Linked DNA regions of Homo sapiens: region 1 is linked to region 2. Evidence: chromatin loops called from intact Hi-C (ENCODE). Cell type or tissue: CD4-positive, alpha-beta T cell. All regions are shown on one strand. Links, peaks and the distances in the headings refer to the core of each region. The heading gives the core; the rest is flanking DNA. Region 1 has its middle 24 kb from the start of MKI67. Region 2 has its middle 20 kb from the start of FOXI2.

What was found. Peaks named below come from ENCODE experiments on the same cell type or tissue, not always from the same donor. Only the 100,000 strongest peaks of a DNase experiment are listed, where the experiment ranks them.
Region 1: it touches region 2 in a loop (33-fold over the local background); 18 of 110 quality-filtered maps call a loop at or near these places.

Annotation. Positions count from the first base shown.
Region 1 is chr10:128,146,382-128,154,710 of GRCh38, forward strand. No RefSeq gene overlaps it. Among named protein-coding and RNA genes, the nearest start is that of MKI67, 24 kb to the left of the region's middle. RefSeq lists a silencer at 3,619-4,058. In CD4-positive, alpha-beta T cell, for the core only: CTCF peaks have their summits at 3,821 (motif pointing left) and 4,021; a DNase peak (open chromatin) is centred at 3,760; H3K4me3 peaks cover 572 bases; H3K27me3 peaks cover 21 bases.
Region 2 is chr10:127,712,707-127,721,035 of GRCh38, forward strand. No RefSeq gene overlaps it. Among named protein-coding and RNA genes, the nearest start is that of FOXI2, 20 kb to the right of the region's middle. In CD4-positive, alpha-beta T cell, for the core only: CTCF peaks have their summits at 3,316 (motif pointing right) and 3,518; no DNase peak of the experiment used is centred there; H3K27me3 peaks cover 94 bases.

The sequences.
Region 1 (8,329 bases), core at 63-8,062, 430 kb after region 2:
GGATAGAGTGCAATGGCACAATCTCAACTCACTGCAACCTCTGCCTCCTGGGTTCAAGCAATTCTTCTGCCTCAACCTCCCGAGTAGCTGGGATTACAGGCACTTGCCACCGTGCCCAGCTAATTTTTGTATTTTTAGTAGAGACGGGGTTTCACCATGTTGGCCACGTTGGTCTTGAACTCCTGACCTCAAGTGATCTGCCCACCTTGGCCTCCCAAAGTGTTGGGATTACAGGCATGAGCCACCACGCCTGACCAAGAACCAACATATTTTAAAGCAGATCAAAGGACTTCGACTCACTTTCCTCCCACCAACAACTTTAAAACTGGACAACATACCTTAGGCAGATCTTTTCCGGTATTCTGCTACAGCCAGCGCAAGGCTGCCATCCTTGAGAGGCGGGAGGCACATGACCTGAGCTCCTCTTTCCCCTCACTCCCAGGTTTCAGTTAGGGTGCAGGGAGGTGAGACCACGTGGAGAGGAATGGCCTCTCTGCTCTAAGAAGGCAGAGATCGGAGTTTGTGGCTGTGGAGAAAGGTGGGTTTGTGGGTGAGGCTGTGTGGGAGGAAGCTGCACAGGGTAGGGGCAGGCAGTGGTCTGCCTGAGAGATGCTGTCAGTCCTTAGCCAAGGGCTGGATTTGGAAAGTCCAAGGAAAGGCTCTGCAAGGAGACTCTGCAGGGAACAGCTGCTGAGAGAAAAATCTGCCCACCTGGATTTTCATATAAAAGGGATATGGTTTGGCTGTGTCTCCACCCAAATCTCATCTTGAATTGTAGCTCCCATAATTCCCACATGTTGTGGCAGGGACCCAGTGGGAGGGAATTGAATCATGGGGGTGGTTTCCTCCACACTATTCTCGTGGTAGTGATTACATCTCACCAGATCTGATGGTTTTATAAGGGGAAACCCCTTTTGCTTAGTTCTCAATTCTCTCTTGCCTGCTGCCATGCAAGAGTGCCTTTTGCCTTCCGCCTTCTGCCATGATTGTGAGGCCTCCAGCCATGTGGAACTGAGTCCATTAAACCTCTTTTTCTTTATAAATTACTGAGTCTCGGGTATGTCTTTATCAACAGCGTGAAAATGCACCAAAGAACATGTCTTGTTAAAATAAGGGTGAAATAAAGGCACTTTCAGAGAAATAAAAACGGAACTCATTCCCATCACATCAGGGAAATGCCATTTAAACCCACAATTAGAAAAGTCACACCCACCTTGATGGCTCAGACAAAATAGATGGCAAAGAGCAAACGGGGAGGAGGTGGGGACAGTGGAACTCTCATACTTGGCTGGTGGGAACATTAATGGTAAAACTGTGCTGTGAAAACTCTGGGCAGTTTCTTACAAAGTTAAATAGACTTCTTCCCTATGATCCAGCAATTCCACTATGAGGAATTTGCTGAAGAGAAAACGAAGGCATGTTGCCACAAGAGACTTGGATAAGCAACTTTACTCACTACATCCAAAACTTGGGAACAATCCAAATAGCCATCAACAGGATATTTCCTAACAGAATAAATTACAATATAAATTGCATTATATTCAGATGGTGAAATACTACAAAGGAATGAACATACACATAATATTGGTATGTGCAACGCTGTGGATGAATCTCAAAAACATTATATGGGGTGAAAGAAATGTGGCAGATAAAACAATATATTGTTTAATTTTATTTATGTGAATTTCCAAAACAGCAAAAGTATTCTATGATAATGGAAACCAGATCAGCGGTTTCCTCTGGGCTGGGTTCATGGGGAGAGGGGAGGGAATTTTCAGAGGTAATAGAAACTTTCATATTTTGATTGATGTGTGGATCACACAGGTGGTTCACATTTGCCAAAACTCTCAGAACTCTACACTTAAGGTCTGTTCATTTTACTATGCATACATTTTTTACCTTAATTAAAGAAACTTTAAAAACCAACCGGGCCGGGCGCGGTGGCTCACGCCTGTAATCCCAGCACTTTGGGAGGCCGAGGCGGGTGGATCATGAGGTCAGGAGATCGAGACCATCCTGGCTAACAAGGTGAAACCCCGTCTCTACTAAAAATACAAAAAATTAGCCGGGCGCGGTGGCGGGCGCCTGTAGTCCCAGCTACTCGGGAGGCTGAGGCAGGAGAATGGCGTGAACCCGGGAAGCGGAGCTTGCAGTGAGCCGAGATTGCGCCACTGCAGTCCGCAGTACGGCCTGGGCGACAGAGCGAGACTCCGTCTCAAAAAAAAAAAAAAAAAAAAACAAACCAACCAGATACAATTCATGGGGCTTATTGGGACCTGAATTGGAAAAATCAACTGTTACAACTCTTAACTACACTTTTATGAAGCAGTTGGAGAAATTTGAACATTGAAATTTGATGGCATCCAGGAAATACTTTTTGGTGTGATGATTTTATTATTAGTGTGGCAATGGCATTGTTATATTAAAAAGAGTCTTTAACTGTTAGTGACACACCCTGGAATATTTATGGAGAAAGAGAGATGATTTCTCACATTTGCTCCAAAATAACCCCACAGGGGTGGGGTACAGTGTGGTTAAGTGTCCTGGGGGTGGGGATTAATAGGTGACACCTAGCTATGAACATCAATCTCTGAAGCTAGGTGATGGGTACACGGGGTTTGTGTATTTTCTTTTCTTTTTTTGAGATGGAGTCTCTCTCTGTGGCCCAGGCTGGAGTGCAGTGACGCGATCTCGGCTCACGGCAACCTCCGCCTCCTGGGTTCAAGGATTCTCCTGCCTCTGCCTCCCCAGTAGCTGTGATTGCAGGACCGTGCCACCACGCCCAGCTAATTTTTGTATTTTTAGTAGAGACAGGGTTTCACCATGTTGGCTGGTCTCGAACTTTCCACCTCAAGTAAACCGCCCGCCTCCGCCTTCCAAAGTGCTGAATTACAGGCATGAGCCACCACGCCCGGCCAGTTTGTGATTCTTTCTACTTCTGTGTATGGTTAAAATTTTGCACGAGAACAAGGTTTTACAATTAAGTGTTTCAGCCATGAAGAACATTAGGAAGTCAGTCGTGGCGGGCATGGGGTTCCGTGACAGGGGTGGAGCTGGCAGGGAGAGGTGCCAGGCCCTGGTGCCGGGGCGCGCCCTACGTCTGGGGACCCCGTCCTGGGGAGTTCCTGGGTCCCGACAGCTTCAAGGCCTCTGGCTCTGGGCGGCCTCAGCATTGTAGTGTCACCCGCCGCCGGCTTCCCGCACAGTCAGGACGACCCCGCGTCCGGTGACAGCCGTCCGACCCCTCTCAGAAAAGGAACTTCCCTTAACATTTAAAGTACATCAATTGCCAACATTTCAAACAAAAATCTAGCTTTCTGGCTTCTCTTGAAAGAGCAAAGGATCAGGTCACCTTCGCAGGCCCAGACTCCACCGTCAGCTGCCGCCGACGGAGCCCACAGAGGAGGCTCGGGCGCCCGCGCCCCCTGCGCAGCGGCCCCTCCGCAGCGGCCCCAGCCCGCGTCCCCGCAGCGCCCCTTCCGAAGCGCCCCCTCCGAAGCGCCCACAGCCCGCGTTCCCGCCCGCACCCCAGCCCGCGCCCCCTGCCCGGGTTCCCGCAGTGCCCCCTCCGCAGCGCCCCCTCCGCAGTGCCCCCAGCCCGCCTCCTCGCAGCGCCCCCCGCAGCGCCCCCCGCAGCGCCCCCAGCCCGCCCCACCTGCAGCGCCCCCAGCCTGTGTCCCCGGCCCGCGACACCAGCCGGCGCCCCGCAGCGCCCCCGCACGTCGGTCACAGGAGCGGAGCCCACGCGGCCCTGGAGCGCGGTGGCTGGGCCCGTAGCGCCACCTGGCGGCGGATCAGGGCCCCCGCGCCCTTGCGTCCTCGGAAGGGGGAGGGGAAGGGACTCCACCCTGCACCCCCCACAGCGCGCTCCCGAGGCCGTTTCCCAAGGATGCGCGGGCCCGAGGGGATGGGGACGCGGCCCGCGCGGCGCGTTCCTGGCTACCTGGAGTCTGGGAATGGCGAATCCCACTCGCAGCGGACACAGGCGAGGCGCAGCGGGACGGGATTGGTGGGAACGGAAACAGCGGTCACCTGGGAGCCCAGAACCAGCGAGTGCGCGGTGCAGCGTTCGCTTACCAAACGTTGTGGGACAAACGCCTTTCAACTGTTTCTGGACGCCAGTGGGCCGGCGTTACCCTGTTGAGCCATTCCTTTCTATTAGCTTACTATTGTTAGTATTGTTATTATTTGGAAACTTTAGCCTACAACGATATATTTATTAATTTGGAAACTTAAGACATATCTGCCCAATCAGCCACTCTGTGTTTTAGGCATTCATCTCTGGTCCGTTTGATCTCAGGCAGCGTGCTGAAAAGGATGAACCGGGCAGCTGGAGTTGTCCAGGGGCACGTAGCCTGCGGGGCGCACGGAGGGGCCTCGAGCGCGTGGCCCTGCGCGTCCCGGGGGGCGCCCGCTGTCCACAGCCGCCTAGGGAGCTCCGCCACCACCCCTCGGAGATGGAACTCCCATGACACAAATTTCCCTATATAGCAAACCTGTGCTTGTACCCCTGAACTTAAAAGTTCTCCCCCACCAAAACACAAAAAACTAAAAACTAAGGAACATTCCTTCCTAGACGTCTATAATCAGTATCATAAAGATCCCCTTGCTGGTGGTTACCCAACTAAGAGTTCATGGAGCAACAGTTTAACTTTTGTTTTCTTTTAAAATCAAAGCTGTACTTACACCTGATTTAAAAAACAAAATAGGTTTAGAAGGCTTGTTACAAATCACACACCCCCGTAACTCAGAGCAACCCTGTTCGGCCCACCTGCTGTTATTCCTTTCCCAGGAGGCAACTGCTTTGGATCCTTTTAGCTAACCAGCGGTGCAGCGACGGATTCTGTGTTGGTGCAGTCCTTCTTGCTGTCTCATGGTTGAGCACCCTTCCCACTGGGGAGATGATAAAGCACACCGGGTTCTTCCCTGTCACCGCCCGCAACCCCCACTCATGCCTTTCCTATCCATGCATGCTTCTCATGTACTTATATTGTGATTTTGACTACAACAGTGTACATTATTACAGCTATGTAAATGCTGTTTGAAGCTAAGCCATGTAGTAAATGATGGTTACCATTTACTTGATTGAACATTTATTTTTTTTTCCTGGAGTCAATTTTCTTTAATTTTTTTTTCCCGTTGCTCAGTTTTATGCATTCATCACAGAGTCATTTGTCTTGACCTTCCAGATGTCTACTTGAGGAAGCCTCTCCCAGAGCTTCTGACGGGGCATCCGGCCTGCACCCTTTACTTCCCAGAGCCTGTGCCTCATGGGGCCTGGCTTCTCCCGACCATTGCCCTGGGATTCTCTTCTCTTCCTGGTGCTTGACCCTAGAGGGCCTGCATTCCTGAGAAATGTTCTTCTTTCTTGGTTTGCTATTGAGCACCCCCACTGGCCATCTCCTAAGAAGCAGTGCATGGGAAGGAGTTTAAAGAACATGCGTGTCTGGGCCGGGTGCGGTGGCTCACGCCTGTAATCCCAGCACTTTGGGAGGCTGAGGCAGGCGGATCACCTGAGGTTGGGAGTTTGAGACCAGCCTGGCCAATATGGCGAGACCCTGTCTCTACTAAAAATACAAAAAATTAGCTGGTCATGGTAGTGGGCGCCTGTGATCCCAGCAACTCAGGAGGCTGAGGCAGGAGAATTGCTTGAACCTATTAGGTGGAGATTGCAGTGAGTCGAGATCACGCCATTATACTCCAGCCTGGGCAACAAGAGTGAAACTCCTCCTAAAAACAAACAAACAAACAAACAAACAAAAAACCTGCTTGTCGGAAAATGCTATTATTCTACTTTACACCTGCTCTGTTCTTGATTTTCCTTTAGAATTTCGGAGGCTTCAGTCCCTTGTTTTTTGGCTCCTGGTTTTGTTGTCAAGAGGCCTGAAGCCAGCCTGATCCCTGATCCCTGATCCTCACCTGTGGCCTGTTTTTCGTTTGCCTTTTTCCTCTCTGGAAATTGGAGGGGTCGTCTGCTTGTTCTGAGAGCTCTGAGTTTTCACCATAGTGTGCATTTCCATGGGCCTACTTTCATCAGTTGCATTCAGGCTGCTTGTGAGGCCCTTTAAGCTAGAATTTCATGATCTGGGGTGTTTTCTAGGATGATTTTATGAGTTAATTTCCTCCCCTTGGTCTTCACTACTCTTTCTTTCTGGACACTCCTGTGATTTGGATATTTGACTTCCTGGGCTGAATCTTTCATTTGCTTGTCCTTTCTTTCCTATTATCAATTTCTTTTTCTTTTGGGTGTCTGGGAGATCGCCTTGATTTTTTTTTTTGTTCCAATCTTTTTGTTAATTTTTTAACCTTTGTTATAGTATTTTTAATTCTCAGGAATACTTTTTTGCTCTCTAAATATTCCTTTTGATGAATCTCTGTCCTTGTTGTATGGTTTTAGTATCTGCTCCCAGCTCTCTGTGGATATTAATGATTTTTTTTCCTTTTCCATATACAGTTTCCGTTTGCCTTGAGTTGCATGTTTCTGTCCATCTGTTTTGGTCACTGTCTTCCACGTGGTTTCCTTTCCTCTGCTGTCCAGTGCTTCCTGATCATTTGCCGTTAAACACTGACACAAAGCCGACAGACATCTCTCAGTGCCTGGGGCTGTGGCCTGGGAGCTGGGCAGTGGGGTGGGTGGTCTGGGAGGTTGGTTGGAGCACCCACCCCCATGTCAGTCTTTGTAGCTCTTTCCTCCCTTTCAGGTGGTTGGATTCCCTGGGGAAGACATCCCTGCTCTCCTGCCTGGAGGGCACAGCCCTGTCGTCAGTTTTCTGAGAGCCCAGTTGGGAAACAGGCTGCTGGTATGCACTGAGCCCCTCTGTTTCTACAGGAATTCCCAGTCCTCAACTGTGTCCAGGGTCTCTCAGCCCAGGGACCTCTTTCATAGCCTCTGGCCTTCCTCTGGAGCGGAAAGGGACAGCAGCATCTGGCCGAGGGGAGTGGGAGAGGAGCCGGGGCTCTCGCCACTTTGCAACAGCCGTCCAATCCGGTGCCAAGGGGAGTGGGGGAGGAGCCAGGGGCTGTCACCATCTTGTAACAGGCGTCCAATCCCATCCCACTTGAGACCACCCCTCAGAGAATGCTAAGCAGCTCTTCACGTGCTTATCTCTGGTGCCTCCTCCCCACCTCCTGTGGCTCCTGCCACCATGTCCCCAGCCTCTCTTCCCTAGGTAAGCCAGGTCAGTGTTGGTTTTCTCTGGCCAAGTTAAAGTTCCACATTCAGGGGCCACTCAGTCAGCTACTACTTGTCTATCAGCCCTTGGCTTTCAAAATGTTCTTGTAATTGTCTCCTTTTTTGTTTTTTTTGAGACAGGATCTCGCTTTGTCACCCAGGTTGGAGTTCAGCGGCATGATCTCCGCTCACTGCAACCTCCATCTCCCAGGCTCAAGCCATCCTCCCACCTTAGCCTCCTGAGTAGCTGGGACTACAGGTGTGTGCCACCACACCCAGCCAATTTTTTCTATTTTTTTTTTTTTTGGTAGAAATGGAGTATCACCGTGTTGCCCAGACTGGTCTCAAACTCCTGAGCTTAAGCAACCCACCTGACATGACTTCCCAAAGTGCTGGGATTACAGGTGTGAGCCACCATGCCCAGCTGGAATTGTCTCCTCTTATTCTTCACATTTTTGTGAGAGTTTTGCTTGTTTGTTTTATTTTCATTTTAGTTAAACTCTATAATCCTCATACTGTAGTCTGAGGTGTTTTGGAGGCATGTGTTTCAGAGGCCCCCTTTCCCCAGGAAGAACTCCAAGTTTCTGAGGCTTTAAGCTCATCTCTCCCTTTGAGCCTCACATTTTTTTCTTTATTCAGGAATGAGAAGTATTAGTAGACATTTACCTGAATCCACAGCACCCTGTGAGGGAGGGCGACTGACATGACAAGCTCAGTTGACGAGTGACTGTATTCAGATTCTCTAGTAACAGAGTTCCAGCTGGGATTCATGGATGCAGCTCCTGTCCCCAGACCCCTGAGAACACACCCACTCAGGGAGAACATCAGGAGTGACACCCTGTGGCTCAGGAGCTTTGTGACTTGGCACGCCTTATTCCAGACCCAAATCCAACTGGACATCGCAGAAGCATCTTTAAGAAATCTGCATGAAGGTCCCAGTTTTAGATGCTCCCAACTCCTCCCAAACGATGCGCACGGTCCTAGGAAGCCCTGATTCCTGCATCCTCACTGCTGCGTGTACATCCTGATGGTTTCCTATGGCTTCTCCAGGCCATCAGCACACGCAGATAACCTCAGAGCAATGAAAACGGTAGCTGGATGCAGCCCCTGGCTCTGAGCAGTTGGGTGTCTCCATTGCTAGCTGTCTCTTTGATGCAG
Region 2 (8,329 bases), core at 143-8,142:
AGTCACACAATGGAATAGACGACAGCAAACAAGCAAACAAACAAACAAAAACCCTATCAATACTTGCAACAATGTGGAAGAATTTAACAAACATTGTTGAATGAAAGATCTAGATACAAAATAGTACATATTAAAGATTGTCATCGTTTTACAGTGATATCAGGGATTGCAGAGCTGCCACCTCTCGCTAGAGCTGGAACTCACCGGATCCCGTGCCCATTGCCATCCTGTGCAGGGCTCCAGGAGCTGTCTTCTGCCGGCTGCCACCTTTGCAGGAAGAATCCCATGCACCTGCCACTGCGACAGGTGCTCCTGCCAGACCTGCAGCTTTCCACAGTCCCCTGCTACTGCCCCTAGCAGGGATCTACAGCCCTGCCTCACCAGAGGTGCCGTCAGAAAGAGAATGGCTCCCACCTTCTCCTGCCTAATGCAAGAGTCTCAAATTGGCAGAAGCTAATGGAACCCCAGCTGCTCCTGTAGGTTTGTATCCCCGCAGAACAAAAGAGCAGATACAAAGGCCTGGAAGAGCAGATGGAGAAATGTGTGCTGCAGACGATATCTGGCACAGTTTTAAATACTTGTTATTCTAAAATGTATGCAGCCCTGGTCATTGTAACCACACCGATATCTAAGGAGAAAGTGAGACTGAGTAGGCTGCACTTCATTTTAAGGGGACTTCAAAAAAATATGTGTAAGAAGAGTAAATTTTAAAAATTTTTCAGTTTTGGTAAAAGGCTAATTGAACATCATTTCTTTTTAAGAGGTGTACATATTCCTTCAGTGTCTCCTGCGGAAGAAAAAAAAACCAATATCCTTGTGTAGCACATCACAAAGTACTTTGACGCATCTCTTTTTATTCTTTATAAAGCCTTTCTGAGATATGACATGTTTCACCATTCAGAGAAACGGAGGTGCCCCAGGGCACCTGGATGGTAATTGGTGAAACGGGAACCTGAAGGCCGCCCACCTGCTCCCTGGTCAGAGCTCTTCCCATTGCTTCTCTAGGGTCTCCAGGGTGGTAAAGGTCTCAGGACACAGAAGCTGCACTGTGTAAGGGACTCTGGCCATGGCTACTAGACCTGGTCCTCACAGACCAAGAAGGGTGAGTGAGACCCACCAGCCCAGTGTGGTGCCTCGGAATGAACTGGTCAACCTTGTACCCAATGCCCCACCCACTCCATGTGCCGTGGAGATACACAGATGATTGCCATATTGTAATTAGATTGGTTTTCTTTTCTTTTCTTTTTTTCTTTTTCTTTTTCTTTTTTTGGGAGGGAGTCTTGCTCTCTCACCCAGGCTGGAGTGCAGTGGTGCAATCTTGGCTCACTGCAACCTCTGCCTCCTGGGTTCAAGTGATTCTCCCACCTCAGCCTCCCGAGTAGCTAAGATTACAGACATTCATCACCACGCCTGGCTAATTTTTGTATTTTTAGTAGAGACGGGGGTTTTGCCATGTTGGCCAGGCTGGTCTCGAACACCTGACCTCAGGTGATCCACCCACCTCAGCCTCCCAAGGTGCTGGGATTACAGGCATGAGCCACCACGCCCTGCCTAGTTTTATTTTCTTAATGCAATTCTCTAGAAATGTATAACAAACCTAGACAGATGTTGGGCATTTGGCTTTATGTCCCCAGAGCTGACATTCTGTTAGTAGCTACCTAAAGGTAGCTCCCTGGCGCTCCCTGCTGCCACCACGAAACTGGATGAGCTTAGGTTCATGATCAGTGAGACTTTATTCATTTAATATACATAACATATAACAGTTAACTTTTAATAACAATGTATTAAGCACTAACCAGATGTCAAGCAATATGCTAACCGTTTAGCACATATGAGCTTCCTCCTGTGGCTGGAGGAAGCAGGTGCTGTTATTACACGTGCGTTACACACCAGGCTAATGAGGTTCATCACTTGTAACCAAGGAAAGGGCACAGAGCAAAGAAATAGATTCAGAGCCAGGACCCCCCCAACTATCCAGAGCCCACACTTAAACACGAATTTCACCGCCACTTAGGACAACATTCGGGCTCTCATGTCCTTTTGATCCCTGCCACAAGGGATCATCTCTGAGCCAGGACAGGGGACAGGTGTCAACAATTTGTGCAGCAGCAAGATCAAGAAGACCACGTAGGCCTTCCTCATTTCTGGAGAGTCAGTAACCTTCAGACATGACAGCTGTACTTTCTTTTTGTGGTACCTAAACACAGCAAGTGCCAACGCTGGAGCAATGGTACCCTCATTAAGGTGTGTCTCATGATCTCCATCTGCATCTCTGGCAGGAAGTTGGGAGCCGGGCCCCCTGGGCCCTCCTGCATATGCTGGCCCAATTCAGCAGCAAACCCAAAGCAAGGTGGCTGGAGTCAGGAGACACTGATTCAACTAAAGCAATAAAATTAAAGTAATTCAAACATAAAACAATTTCTGAAGTCTAGTCAATACAAGGTGTGGCCAGGGTTACATCTGGGTAGCAGCAAGGAAGGGGTAGAAATGCCCCAGCAGCCAAGAGCATCCTAACAGGATGGATAGATTACCGTAACTATTTCAAAGTAAAAATCAGGACTTAGACTCCCCTATAACTGGTAAGCTACAGTGGTAAAGAGCAGGTCTCACTCTCCTTTACAAATCCGAAGCTAAGGATTAAAGGATGCCACAAGATGAAATGTGAGAGAGCTTCTCACCCAGTCTGATCATGTGCACGTGAAGTGGGTGTGGGGCTCTACTCGAGGTCACACTGGATGGAAAAGCAGGAGCCCAACCTGACCCCTGGCTCCCTGGCGCTCCCTGCTGCCACCACGAAACTGGATGAGCTTAGGTTCATGATCAGTGAGACTTTATATTCATTCCACATTCAGTATTTAAAAAAAAATCAAGGCAAAATAAAAAAAGTGTTTAACGACAACAGGTCTTTCTCTTAAAAAGAATAGTCTTACTGCAAGCTCCTGCGTATTTGCTAGCATTATGTTACAACAAATTCAGTAGATTTATCATAAAAATTGACATGTAAAATCTTAAATACAAATAAAAAATACAAGAGAAAAGTTTGAGAATAAAACAAACCTACCCTCTCTGTAGGAAATTTTTCACCCATAAAATACTAAAGGCTATGCCCTTAAAATAAATTTCACCAAAAATATCTTTATTGATGACTATGGATTCTGAACATTTCTTTAATAAGGAAGGAATGGAACTTGAGCCATCTATTACATAAAATAAACATGGGATTTTTTCCTTATCAAATGAAGCTACTTGAGGAAATAGACTCTGTCACCTTCCACTAGATGGCATTAAAGTCACATAATTAAGGACAGAAAAATTCACAGAGGAATGATCAATACACAAAACTACCATAGGGAATTCATTCTCCTTCTCACCCTCACCCCCAGATTATTGGAGTTTGCTGTTTGTTTGCTATTATGAGGACAAACCATGCTCATTATAAAAACACTTTTTTGAAAAACCAATAGAATAATTAGAGAAAAAGTGCAGTCTTATTTACCACCCTAATAACATTAGCTACATGTATGGTGCCGGGAAACGTGCAAAGTGCTTTATATGCATGGTTTCATTTAACCCGGATGGGAAATGAAGCCCTGTGAGATGATTATTATTACTGTGTTACAGATAAGAAAATTGAGGGTCCAGGTTAACTCATCCAGGATTACACAGGTAATAACTGACAGGACTAGGATTCTTGCCTGAGTCAATCTGACCCTGCAGGCTGACATCTCAAACACTTTTTCTCATCGCCAAAGTCAAGCACGCTTAGCATCTTCCCTCTCAGTCTCTGAAAGGGTCTGCTTATCTGTGGAGATACAACACAACAAAGGTTACCACGAACCTAAAAGTCCTTAGATGATCCCAATGCTTGCCATAAATTTTAACACTCGATCAACCTATATAAATTCCATCACACCTAATTATTTAACACATACGGGGAAGAATAGAAATATTGTGTAGGTAAATGACCAACTGTGTTTTCCAACTTCTTATTTCTTAGCAAATTTAAGGCTTTAAACTTAAGTGGCATGAAATGAAATGACCCTAACTATATGCCAAAACAAGAAACCACTGAGAAAAATATTTCAAGTGACTCTGTAACATAGTCCTTTGACTGTATGTCATTACTGGGATCTATTTTTTAAAGACAGGTCGGGCGCAGTGGCTCATGCCTATAATCCCAGCACTTTGGGAGGCCAAGGCACGCAGAGCGTTTGAGGTCAGGAGTTTGAGACAAGTCTGACCAACATGGTGAAACCTCATCTCCACTAAAAATACAAAAATTAGCCAGGTGTGGTGGCGCATGCCTGGCTCAGCTACTCAGGAGGCTGAGGCGGGAGAATCGCTTTAACTCAGGAGGCGGAGGTTGCAGTGAGGCGAGATGGCACCACTGCACTCCAGCCTGGGCAATAGAGTGAGACTCCATTGCAAAAAACAAAAACAAAAACAAAAACAAAAAACTACCAAGGAATCTTAAATCTCTTAAATCTCATTTAGTAGTTTGTTAATACTAACACTTATAAGGTAATTTGAAACTATACAGGTATACTGTAAGATAACACAAGAGATAATTGTGTTGATATTATTAGAAACCAAGATTTTCAGTATAAGAGAAATGAGATACAAGTAGAGGGTAAATGTAGGTTTTTTAAAGGCCTGTAAGTATTTAATTTAAACAAGAAGCATATGATTTTTAGAAATATGTTTCCTAGTTCTGTCCATTGAAAGGTCTAGAAGCAAGGTTACCCCTTCCCCAGGAAACTTAGACCGCCAGTCCCATCATTTGGTTTCTCTTACTGTTCTTTCTGAAAAGGAATCCAGGACCACTGGAGAAGTAGCCTATTTAATATCAGGGTCAGGGACTGTACAAAGCGAGACTGGGCCAGCTCGTGTCAGAAAAGAAGGAAACATCTAGAGACTAGTAGAGCCACGTCCAAAGGACACGAGAGCCAGTCCCCGGGGACTCCACATGACCCAATTTGTGATGATATAAGCATCACAAAAATAATAATAATTTATTGAAACATTGAACATATTAAAATGTTTAAGTCTATGCTGATACTCAAAAGAAGAGAAATCCCATACAGCAAAACAAAAAGTTGTGACCAATGAAGATGACTGTTTCACCAAATACATTACTCTAAAAACCAGTCAATAAAAGAAAAGAATTAAGCAATTATTTTGCCTTTTTAATAGGAATTGTATTTCAGTGAAACCAAATAAGTTCAGTTGAGATGATAGAAAGCTCGTTTTTACAGAAAAATGCCAGTTAGTGAATGTTAAACTAATGAAAGAACTAGAAAATTTCAATTTTGCAACTCCCAGTTCCTACGTGAACAATTGATTCAGGTAGAGGTCATTAATGGAAAACAAAAGCAATAGCAATTCTTATCGGGAATTACCTGTGGAACTGGATTTTCACAATGTATCCAGGCATCACTCCATGGACTAGTGGCTGATGACCTTTGCAATGAAGAGATCAGCTGTCATTCCCTAACCCAATGATCAAACCCCATGTCAGGAATAGTAGACGCGCCTGACATTATGTGCCTTCTATTGTGATGAGGTAAATAATTTAACCTGAATCTAAACACAGCTTTAGACCTGTTAAAGAAAAATAAAAATGGAGGCCAGGTGCCATGGCTCACGACTGTAATCCCAGCACTTCGGGAGGCCGAGGCAGGTGGATCATCTGAGGTCAGGAGTTCAAGAGCAGCCTGTCCAACATGATGAAACCCGCCTGTTTAACATGATGAAACCCAGTCTCTACTAAAAATACAAAAAATTAGCCGGTCGTGGTGGCAGGCACCTGTAATCCCAGCTACTCGAGGGACTGAGGCAGGAGAATCGCTTGAACCCAGGAGGTGGAGGTTGCAGTGAGCCGAGATCGCGCCATTGCACTCTAGCCTGAGCAACAAGAGTGAAACTCCGTCTAAAAAAAAAAAAAAGAAAGAAAGAAAGAAAAGAAAAGAAAAAGAAAAATGGGCCGGGCAAGGTGGCTCACTCATGCCTGTAATCCCAGCACTTTGGGAAGCCAAGGCAGTTGAATCACGAGATCAGAGGTTCAAGACCAGCCTGGCCAACATAGTGAAACCCTGTCTCTACTAAAAATACAAAAATTAGCTGGTCATGGTGGCACGTGCCTGTAGTCCCAGCTACTCAGGAGGCTGAAGCAGGAGAATTGCTTGAACTGGGACCCGGGAGGCGGAGGTTGAAGTGAGCCAAGATTGCGCCACTGCACTCCAGCCTGGGCTACAGAGCAAGACTCCGTTTCAAAAAAAAAAAAAAAAGAAAAAGAAAAATGGAGACCACAGGTTAGAGATAACCTAAAGCCAACTGCCCATAACCATGTAATCAAAACTTTAAGTCATCCTGATTTCCCCTAAATGCTAGTTCTCGTCACAAATGAAATACAAGATGTAAGTCTTATGGCCTTGTCAGCATGATTCAGTGAAATTAAATCAAACAGCTATAAACAGATTGGCTAAAACAACTCTATTTGCCTTCCAAAAAAAGAAAATATAATAGCCAATCACAAAAAATATCAAAATACTTTCTCCTTAAACTCTGTGGAAACTGCTAATTAAACAGTGCACTTCCTACCACTTGGTTTGAAGTCTCCTGGATTGTGATCTGTAGTTTTAAATGACAATAAAATTTTAAATTTGTCCTACTTGATCTGATTTTATTTTTCATAGACTAAACTTTCAGTGTATAGAAAATCCAAAGGATAGAGCAATAAGTGAAACATCCCCAGAAGGAAACAATCAGACAATTTCAGATTGTGGGACTCTTATTTTTGAGACAGAATATCACTCACTCTGTTGCCCAGGCTAGATAGAGTACAGTGGCATGATCTCTGCTCACTGCAGCCTCTGCCTCCCAGATTCAAGCGGTTCTCCTGCCTCAGCATCCTGAGTAGCTGAAATTATAGGCGTGCACCACCACGCCTGGCTAATTTTTGTATGTTTAGTAGAGACGGGATTTCACCATGTTGGCCAGGCTGGTCTCGAACTCCTGACCTCAAGTGATCCACCCGCCTCGCCAAAGTGCTGGGATTACAGGTGTGAGCAACCATGCCCAACCCAGATTGTGGGACCTTCTATGAGTTGAGTGGACAGCTCTTTTCAAAAAATTAACTCGTTTTGCCTGACCAACAAGAGGGAAACTCTGTCTCAAAAAAAAAAAAAAAAAAAAAAGAATAAAATAACACATTTAAATAAAAAATTTGAGAGAGAGGTGGAGTAAGATGGTGGAATAGAAAGCTCCACTGATTGTCTCCGCCTTCCCCACCCTCACCAGCCTGGGCCCAGCAAGGACATTAAGTTAACTGTCTACACAGAAAGAAACACCTTCATAAGAACCAAAAATCAGTCCGTAGATTTAACTTCATATCACTGAAAGAGGCACTGAAGAGACAGAATAAACAGTCTGGAATTGTCGATGCCACCCCTCCCACCCCTGGTAGTGGCAGCATGGTGCTGAGAGCTTCTCTGGGTGCTGGGGGGTGGAGAGCACAGCAACTGAGAGGAATTGAACTCAGTGCTGTCCTGTTAGAGCAGAAAGGAAACCCGGACAAAACTCAGCTGATGCCCACCCACAGAGGGAGCATTTAAAGCAGCTCTAGCCAGAGGGGAATCACCAACCCCAGGGGACCAAACTTGAGTGCCTGAAAACCCCTCCATTGAGGGCTACAGCACTCTATGTCTCCAAGTAAACTTGAAAAGGAGTCTAGACCATAAGAACTGCAACTCTTAGTCGAGTCCTAGTGCTGAATTAGGCCCAGAGACAGTGGACTGAGGGGGCACGTGGCACACTGAGACACCAGCTGGGGCAGCCAAGGAAGTACTGACATCACCCCTCTCCTAACCCCAGCCTGCACAGCTGGAGGCTCCAAGAGACCCCTTCCTTCCATCTGAGGAGAGGAGAGGGAAGAGTGAGGACTTTGTCTTGCATCTGGGATACCAGCTCAGCCACAGCAAGAGGGCACTGGGCAGTCATGAGGCCCCCATTCCAGGCTCTACCTCCCAGATGGCATTTCTAGACACACCCTGTGCCAGAAGGGAACCTGCTGCCTTGAAAGGAAGGACCTAGTCCTGCCAGCATTCATCACCTACTAACTGAAGAGCCTTTGGGCCCAGAATAATCAACAGTGATACTCAGGTACTACATCAGGGTCTTTTGCCTCTCAGGCTTGCAGGCTTTGAGTGAGACCCAGCACATTCCCAGCTGTGGCGGCTATGGGGCAAATTCCTTCTGCTTCAAAAAAGCAAAGGGAAAAGTAAAGGGGACTTTGTCTTATACCTTAGGTACCTGCACAGCAAGGGGGGTA